Regions from separate parts of the Homo sapiens genome. Here region 1 is linked to region 2. The links are chromatin loops, found by intact Hi-C in ENCODE. Cell type or tissue: PC-9. All regions are shown on one strand. Each heading gives the region's core, and the rest is flanking DNA. Links, peaks and the distances in the headings are about the cores only. Region 1 has its middle 76 kb from the start of BCAS1-AS1. Region 2 has its middle 160 kb from the start of ZNF217.

Region 1 (4,394 bases), core at 330-4,329, 86 kb after region 2:
TTCCCTGAGCACACCCCCAAAGTTACTCTCCCCTCAGTCAGTTTCTGATCTATAATTCGGTTTTCTTTTCTTCTTGGTCCTTACTACAGTCTAACATAATCCCATTTATTTCTTTGCTTACTGGTGGGCTGCCTGTCAGGTAAAGATGTGGACTTCTTGTGAGAGGAAACCACACCTGACGATTTGCTGTTTGAACCCTAGTGTCTATAACATTGCCTGGCTCAGGTAATCAGCGACCATTTATTAAATGAATTAACAAATGATTCACCTGTCCATTGCTCAAGGATAATGCTTGCTCCCTGATGGGACAAGAATGACTTCCTTTTACTTGTCCTAAGTGCTCCTCTTTCAGGCTTTGCACTTTGGCCTGTGGGTGCCCTGCTCAAGGTGTTGGCTGACTTGCTCAGCTGAGAGGCAGCTCTCCTGGGTGGGAACAGTCTAGTTTATCCTCTCCCTGGCCAGGCGGACTGACTCTTCTTTTCTTTTCTCTTTTCTTTTTTCTTTTCTTTTCTTTTCTTTTCTCTTTTCTCTTCTCTTTCCTTTTCTTCTCCCTCCCTCCCTCCCTGCTTGCTTGCTTTCCCTTCCTTCCCTCCCTCCCTCCTTCCTTCCTTCCCTCCCTCCTTCCTTCCTTCCCTCCCTCCCTCCTTCCTTCCTTCCCTCCCTCCTTCCTTCCTTCCCTCCCTCCCTCCTTCCTTTCTTTTTCCTTTCTTTCTTCTTTCTTGGTTTTCCTTCTTTCTCCGTCTTTTTTGGTTTTCTTTCTCTTCTTTAATTTTTAATTTTTATACATTTAGGCAGTCCAAGTGCAGTACTTGATTATATAGTGTTATGGTTGAGTCTGGGCTTTTAGTACAACTATCATGCAAATAGTGTGTGTTGTACCCACAGACCGCATCTTTCCGGACTGAAATGTTTTGTTTGTTTCTTTTTTTTTCTTTCTTTCTTTCTTTTGAGACTCTGACTCCCTAGTTCAAGCGATTCACCTGCCTCAGCCTCTCGAGTAGCTGGGATTACAGGCGCCCACCACCACACCCGGCTAATTTTTGTATTTTTAGTAGAGACAGGGTTTCACCATGTTGGCCAGGATGGTCTTGATCTTCTGACCTCGTGATCTGCCCGCCTAGACCTCCCAAAGTGCTGAGATTACGGGCATGAGCCACCGTGCCCGGCTCAATTTGTTTCTTTTTAAATTTAATTTTAAATTTAAATTTTATTGATTTATTTATTTGTTTTTGAGACAGTCTCTCCGTCACCCAGGCTGGAGTGCAGTGGTGCGATCTCGGCTCTCTGCAGCCTCCTCCTCCCAGGTTCAAGTAATTCTCCTGTTAGTCCCATTTTATGGATGAGGAAACAGGTTTCCTGAAGGCATTTGCTTTGGGTTAGAACATAAAGCCAGCGAGTAGGGGAACTGGAATTCAAATTGAAGTCCGTTTGACTTAAGAGGCTCCACCTTTGACAATTAACATGCTGTCTACACAACACACACACACACACACACACACACACACGCGCGCGTACATTTTATAAGCGCTGAAGTTGTAAAAGGGTAACCTTTGATCCTTACACTACCTTATACTTCACAGCAAACTTTTCCAGAGAGTTTCATCTCAACTTCCAAGGAACTTTTCCCAGCACTTTGGGAGGCTGAAGCCGGTGGATCACCTGAGATCAGGAGTTCGAGACCAGCCTGGCTAACATGGTGAAACTCCATCTCCACTAAAAAAAAATACAAAAATTAGCCAGGCATGGTGGTGGGCACCTGTAATCCCAGCTACTTGGGGGGCCGAGGCAGGAGAATCACTTGAACCCGGGAGGCAAAAGTTGCAGTGAGCTGAGATCATGTCACTGCACTCCAGCCTGGGCAACAGATGGAGACTGCGCCTTAAAAAAAAAAGGGGGGGGCCGGGCGCGGTGGCTCATGCCTGTAATATCAGCACTTTGGGAGGCTGAGGTGGGCAGATCACCTGAGATTGGGAGTTCGAGACCAGCCTGACCAAAATGAAGAAACCCCGTCTCTACTAAAAATACAAAAATTAGCCAGGCGTGGTGGCGCATGCCTGTAATCCCAGCTACTCGGGAGGCTGAGGCAGGAGAATCACTTGAACCCGGGAGGCTGAGGCAGGAGAATCACTTGAACCCAGGAGGCAGAAGTTGCAGTGAGCCGAGATTGCGCCATTGCACTCCAGCCTGGGCAACAAGAGCAAAACCCCATCTCAAAAATAAATAAATAAAAACAAAACTTCCTTTTTTTTCTTTTTTCCCTTTTTCTTTCCTTCCTGCTTTCCTCCTCTTTCATCCTTCATTCACTTTTTCTTCAGAAACGCAGCCAGGCACTGTGCTAGTCACTGGGGAGACAGGTGCGAACAAGACACACACCTGTAGTTTGCCTCTTTGCAATCTGGCTTTAAGGTGCTGCAGGCATTGAAGCCACCAGGTTCGTAAATGGCAAGCCACAAGAATTTTGCAAAAGGTCCCAGAAAGTGAGGAAGCCACTGAGGTCATGACTGCAGGGCACTCCCACTGTGCGAACAAAAAGTGAGGCCACAGCTGCTAGGTGCCACCACAGGAGGAAGCAAAAATATCATCTCCTTCCTGCCAAGAGGCCTGAGAGGACGCAGCTGCCTGCACCTCGGCATGTCCAGCCTGCATCCTGCTCCTCACCCTGGCTAGGATGGTGCCTCCCCAGCTATGCAGTCAGTGGGCTGTGTGGGAGCCATTGTCCCCACGTCCACCTCCCAGAAACCTCACTGCTAGGATTGGCCCTGCCTTTCACCCAGGTGTGGCCACCAACTACTTGACCTTTAGACATAAAGTTTTTTCTTTTAACTTTTGGTGGCTGCTTCACAAACATTTTCTTTTTATCTCCCTCTTCTTCTTCTTTTCTCCCTCTTCTCAAAAGAGGCAGCCTCTGGAAAACAAAAGAAAAAGACAGAAAGAGGGGGATTTAAGGACTATCGAACCCTCCCCTCCTGCTAAATGTTTAGGTTTTCATAGTCCTTATTAACCCTATCCATGGTTCCATTAATGAAACATCCCTCAATTCCCAATAATAACAGCTAACTTTAGGCCAGGCGCTGTGGCTCACGCCTGTAATCCCAGAACTTTGGGAGGCCAAAGTGGGTGGATCACCTAAAGTCAGGAGTTCGAGACCAGCCTGGCCAACATAGTGAAACCCTGTCTCTATTGAAAATACAAAAAAATGAGCTGGGCATGGTGGTGCATGCCTGTATTTCCAGCTACTTGAGAGGCTGAGGTGGGAGAATCACTTGAACCCAGGAGGTGGAGGTTGCAGTGAGCCAAGATGGTGCCATTGCATTCCAGCCTAGGTGACACAGTGAGACTTCACCTAAAAAAATACTACTACTACAATGACTACTACTAGTACTACTACTTGTAATAGCTAACTTTAACCAAAGACCTTATGTGAGCCTGCACTAGCTCACAGAATCCTTCCAATACTATGCAATGTAGGGACTGTGATTATCTCCAATTATAGATGAGAAGCTGAGCCTTGGAGGGAGGACTGCCATCTGTCTAGCATTAATGGTTAAATAGCTGGAAAATGGTGAAGCCAGGCAGGTCAGACTCCAGATATATATGTGCATTTATTGCAAACTCAACTTTCATTTTCCTTTACCCATGTATAGAACCCATCACAGAGGAAATGGATTTCATGTGAGTCACATGCATATTTTTTCTATAACATTTTGGAATACTTAAGCACCATCAATTAAAAAGTCACATATCTCTCTGGGTTCTTTGGTGATACTTACTGAGTGGAAGTAGACATTATGTTCTCTGTCCATAACTGATCAGCTCAAAATCTTTGTTAATTATTGTGCCCTGAGTTAACTTACTCATTATTTCTTTTTGAAAGATGGTAGGCTTGAAAATATGTCTAAGGAAAAATCATATTTGTGTGGATATATTTTTTTAGCCCTCTATGTAGATTCTTACTGCACTGGGGCATAGTCTCACAGGGTTAAATTATTCAAGCCACAGACAAAAACTTGTACCCAAATGTTTAGAGCAACATTGTTCATAATAGTTAAAAGGTAGAAACAATAAAAATGTCCATTAGCTGATTAATGGAGAAACAAAATGTGATCTATTCACACAATGAAATATTATTGTCATAAAAAGAAATGTATTAATACATGCTACAACATGAATGAACCTTGAAAAAATGTTAAGTGAAAGAAACCAATCACAAAACACCAAACACTATATGATTCCATTCATATGAAAGTCCGGAATAGCCTGCAGGCTGAGGTGGCTCATGCCTGTAATCCCAGCACTTTGGGAGGCCAAGGTAGGAGGATTGCTTGAGGCCAGGAGTTTGAGACCAGCCTGGGCAACATAGCAAGACTCTGTGTCTCTACCAAAAAATTAAAAAA
Region 2 (4,394 bases), core at 219-4,218:
CTAAGCCCCGTGCTGCAGCTGTAAGTGTGCGTGCGAAACATGCATGGACACACACCACACACACACAGACTCACACCTTGGAGAGGAGCTGCATGCTGTTATATTTCCTGGAGCTTTGTGGCTGCCTGTTGTTTCAGCGATCTCATCTTTATGAATGAGGCGACAGAACCCACTAGTAACCAGGCGAGGGAGTGAAAACAGATGCTTTTCCAGCCAGGCAGGGCTGTGCTGAGCAGTTTGTCACTGGTTAAACCTCTGTCTCCATCAAGACACACTCCCTGTAAAAAATGATTACCGTTCTCTCTCTCTGACTTTAGGAACTGCTCCGGTCCTGAAAACTCAAAGTCACAGCTAACAGGAAAAGGATAATTTGTCTGTTGGATACTTAGACCAGAATAAGGCAATGGGGTACAGTGATGCTATTTCTGAAAGTGTGAAGGCCTAATTTCCTCCAGCCAAGAGAGGAAGTGAGCCTGCTTTGCGTGCTTGAAAGCTTCCTTGAGAGGAGGTGAGGTTGCCTCTAGAAGGCAGTGGAAAATCAACGTGGTTTTAAGTGAGCAAAAGTCTTCAAAAAAGCCTCAGGAATAAGATAGGCTATAGGTTTGGCCAAGGACAGACCATCAAGCAATATTGTTGATTGAAACACAGTTGTAGAAAGGTGAATACTGTATGATTTCCTCTACGTTTAAAAAAAGGACATGTATCTGCACGTGTGTGTGTGTGTTTAGATGTGTAAAAATATTTAAAAAAGGACGAGAAGAATACTCTCTTACCATTAACACAGGAAGTAAATAAAAAATGGGGTGGGGGTGGGGAAAGCCATGTCAGAGGGAGAGAAGGGTGAGTTTCTATTTTCAGTCATATATACTACAGTGTTTTTCCTTTACTTCTGTAATCTAAAATAAAAATAAATAAAGTCAACTGGCAAAAGCAAACACCCAAGCAAACAACTACATAATAAACAGAAAGCCCTTTAATTTCTAAGAATCAGGAGGCTTCAGAACATGAAAGAACTTCCTGGTTCGAGGCATTCCTCGTGAAATCATGTTTGGAAGCCAATCTGGAATTCTACCCCGCCCGGAACGAGGTAGACTCCATAAAGCAGTATTGAAATTTCCCTGTTGAACAAAAAATAAATGTTTGATGCTTTCTCTCGACCTCTGTTTAAAGTTATTAACTCTTCTTTTATTTAACTTTTATTAAAGTTATTAACTCTTCTTTCAGCTTACTGCTGTGGTGGTGTGTGTGTGTGTGTGTGTGTGTATGTGTGTATGTGTATTTAAAGCATAGGAAACATCCAAATGACTAATGTTGTTTACATTCTATTCTTTAAAATACACATCATACTAGATGAAAGCATAAAACAATATCTTTAAATATTAAAGAAAAACAATCCTGTTTAAAAACCAGCCTCTTCCAGAGCCTAAGAGAGATACACTAGGCCCTTGAGGATGCTTGAGACTGTGCGCAAAAAAATTGGGGTCTTTGGTTACTCTATTGTAAAACAATCAGGTTGCATTCTGGCTTTTAGATTGTTTTAAGTGAAGTTTCACTACTTGCTTGTTACTTTTGTTTAACTTATTCCTTATAAATTGGGTTAAGTAGAAAATAGGAAGAGAAAGAGGAGCCCAAGGAAGGTGGTGATGGTAGGTAAAGCTGGGAACAGGCACCCCCCTTCTGCCTCATCTCCACTTGCAGGGACACCAGTAATTCAACAAATGGTGGCTGCCGGCAACACCTCCGGTTGAGAAGCTTTCCTGGTTATGAACCTGAAACAGGCTTTTCTTAGGAGAAGAGCATACTTAATTACTGGAATCTCAATCACATGCGCTGAAAGAATAAATGACCAGCATGGGCAGATTTTGATTAAGACTTGTCAAGGGGGAAATGATTTTCTTAAGTTTGGGATTTTTAACTTTATAAGATAGTCTTCTTGTTGGCAAAATTCGTCAGTGTCTCTGGGGCTTTCAGGCTACAGGATTGTGTTAGAAACAGTCTGTGTGCCATCACCTTTTAGAATATGTCCATATTAAATGAGGCTCAAACAAAAAACATTTTGTTTCTATATATCAAATAAAATAAAGAAAAGGTCCTTTGAAAGCTTGATCGAAACGTTAGGTTTTGTTACTGTCCTTTTCAAAGCACTATTATCATATTATTTCTTATTCGATTCTCTTAGCAACCCGGGAGGTTGTCAGAGTAAACAATCTTCGTGTTATAGATGCGGGAGAAAATGCATAAAAGGCTAACTCATGCATGTAAACAATTGGTCAGAGAGTTTAGGATTCCTAGTCTGTTTTACTCAACCTTTCAGTGAGGGCGAGTATAGTTCCTAGCAGGTTGTATTCAAGCATCTCCTCCAGGATTCATCTTGTACTAAAAGTTATGGAAAAAATCTCGATAAGCTCAATAAAATATCCAGAGAGGAGGCTTACTTAAGCACAATGCACCCCAAATCCTTACTTAAGACTTTTGGGAAGGGATTCATTTTGCCTTTGTCATCAGGTACGTGCCAGAAGCATTTGTAAGTCTTGCCAGGAACTTGACTATTTTTGCTTTGTTTATTACCTGAGCTGGTTGTGCAGCTGTTGGTCTTAGAGAACCGTACTAGATCCCTGCGAGTGGGTGGCAATGTGATTCTGCAGACACAGATAATAATTCTAGACAATCGTAGGCTCCGTTTATTCCAGGGATGTGCCCTTCATTTACAGAAAGAAGCCTGAATCAGAGAATGGAAAACAACTATGACACAGCACAGCAGGAAACAAAAGAACGGGATTGGTTCTTATTCCCCCCACCCCCGCCCCACCCTGCTTAACTTTTAGACTACGTTGTCTTAAATGTAGACTTTGATCTAAATGTTGAGTCCCTTTTCATTACAACAGTAATTCAAAAGGCAGAATCTAGATATGCCTTTTGATGATCTGTTGGTCTTTGCTTAAGGGAAAACAAATAAAAGTAACCTGGGCCAAATGCAAAACATGCAAATTAGGAATTCTGTCTCTCTCTCTCTCTCTCTCTCTCTCTCTCTCTGTGTGTGTGTGTGTGTGTGTGTGTGTGTGTGTCTGTGTGTAGCAAATAATGGGTTTCTAGCATGTGCAAAAGTGATGTAAAAATAACAACAATAATAATAATCACAGCTCACATATATGTCAGGCACTATTTTAGGTGCTTTACATTGCTTTACAAGTATTAATTCATTTAGTGCTCACATCAGCCCTATGAGGTAGATGCTGTTATTATCCTCACCTTATAGTTGGGAAAACTGAGGCATAGAGGGGTGAAGAAACTTATTGAAGTCTGGTAAGGAAGAAAAACTCAGTCGCCATCCTTGCCTTGGTGATACATGCAAACATACCCTTAGGCATGGATTCATTCCATTTTAAGCTGGCTGCCACCAACACAAACCCATTTGAGAACTCTGTGCTAATTAGAAAAAGAGGATCTCCCTCCACAGCCCAGGGCAGGAGCTGCCTTTTTGGGTTGATGGCGTTGAAGGGGATCTTCAAGAGCTCTGCGTGGCAAGCGGAGGCAGGGCTAAAATGCAATGGACTCCTTTCTGTTGGCTGGGAGCCCTGGTGTGGGGCCATACTTCCTGTTTGTGGTGATGCTGTGGCTCCCACACACACTAGTTGTGAGACTTTGGGGAGGATCCTCAATGTCTTTGAGTCTCTGTGTCTCCATCTAAAAAACTGGCATGATGCTGCTGAGCTCACACAAAGGCTTGTGATGAGGATTAAAGGTTGAATTGTATATGAAGTACTTGGTACACAGGAAGCACCAAGAAGGCAAAATTAAGCATGTGATAGAACCAGGCCAGAGTTTTTGGACTGGGTCATAAACTCCTTCATGGGAGTTTATTGGGGGGCAGAGTAGCCATTGGAGACTCATTAAAAAATACCATGGACTACATATCCCAGAAAAGGCACCGGGGTTTTTTTAGCAATGGATTATGTCTTCACTCAGTTTTTAGCATGGAAAGATGCTGGTGCTTGAATAAACTGTACCATTAAGCTATGTCCTTAATAAACTATCTTTCTCGAATTATGGTCTTGAGAGCCACGTATTGAAATAAACAGAGTGGATACCACTAAACTGGGGAATTGCTTTCAGAATGCCTCACTTGAGTCTAAATGGGCTTACAGATATTCTATGTGACGTTAATATGCCAGTGGGAAGTCACATGCCCCACATGTGCAATGAAGAATTGCCATTTAAAGTTGTGTGACTGTGGACACATTTCTTTTCTTTTCTTTTTTTTTTTTGAGACAGAGTCTCACTCTGTCGCCCAGGCTGGAATGCAGTGGTGTGATCTTGGCTCACTACAACCTCCGCCTCCTGGGTTCAAGTGATTCTCCTGCCTCAGTCTCCCAAGTAGCTGGAATTACAGGTGC

Evidence for each region. A loop is a pair of places that touch in the nucleus more often than their neighbours do. Peaks named below come from ENCODE experiments on the same cell type or tissue, not always from the same donor. Only the 100,000 strongest peaks of a DNase experiment are listed, where the experiment ranks them.
Region 1: a loop joins it to region 2, with 8 times the contacts of the local background. A loop is called at or near these places in 18 of 110 quality-filtered maps.

Annotation. Positions count from the first base shown.
Region 1 is chr20:53,837,161-53,841,554 of GRCh38, forward strand. No RefSeq gene overlaps it. Among named protein-coding and RNA genes, the nearest start is that of BCAS1-AS1, 76 kb to the right of the region's middle. RefSeq lists an enhancer at 2,516-3,086. In PC-9, for the core only: no CTCF peak of the experiment used is centred there; a DNase peak (open chromatin) is centred at 2,491; H3K27ac peaks cover 2,197 bases.
Region 2 is chr20:53,751,059-53,755,452 of GRCh38, forward strand. No RefSeq gene overlaps it. Among named protein-coding and RNA genes, the nearest start is that of ZNF217, 160 kb to the left of the region's middle. RefSeq lists enhancers at 1-231, 3,520-3,569, 3,600-3,679. In PC-9, for the core only: no CTCF peak of the experiment used is centred there; DNase peaks (open chromatin) are centred at 2,213 and 2,533; H3K4me3 peaks cover 1,952 bases; H3K27ac peaks cover 3,639 bases.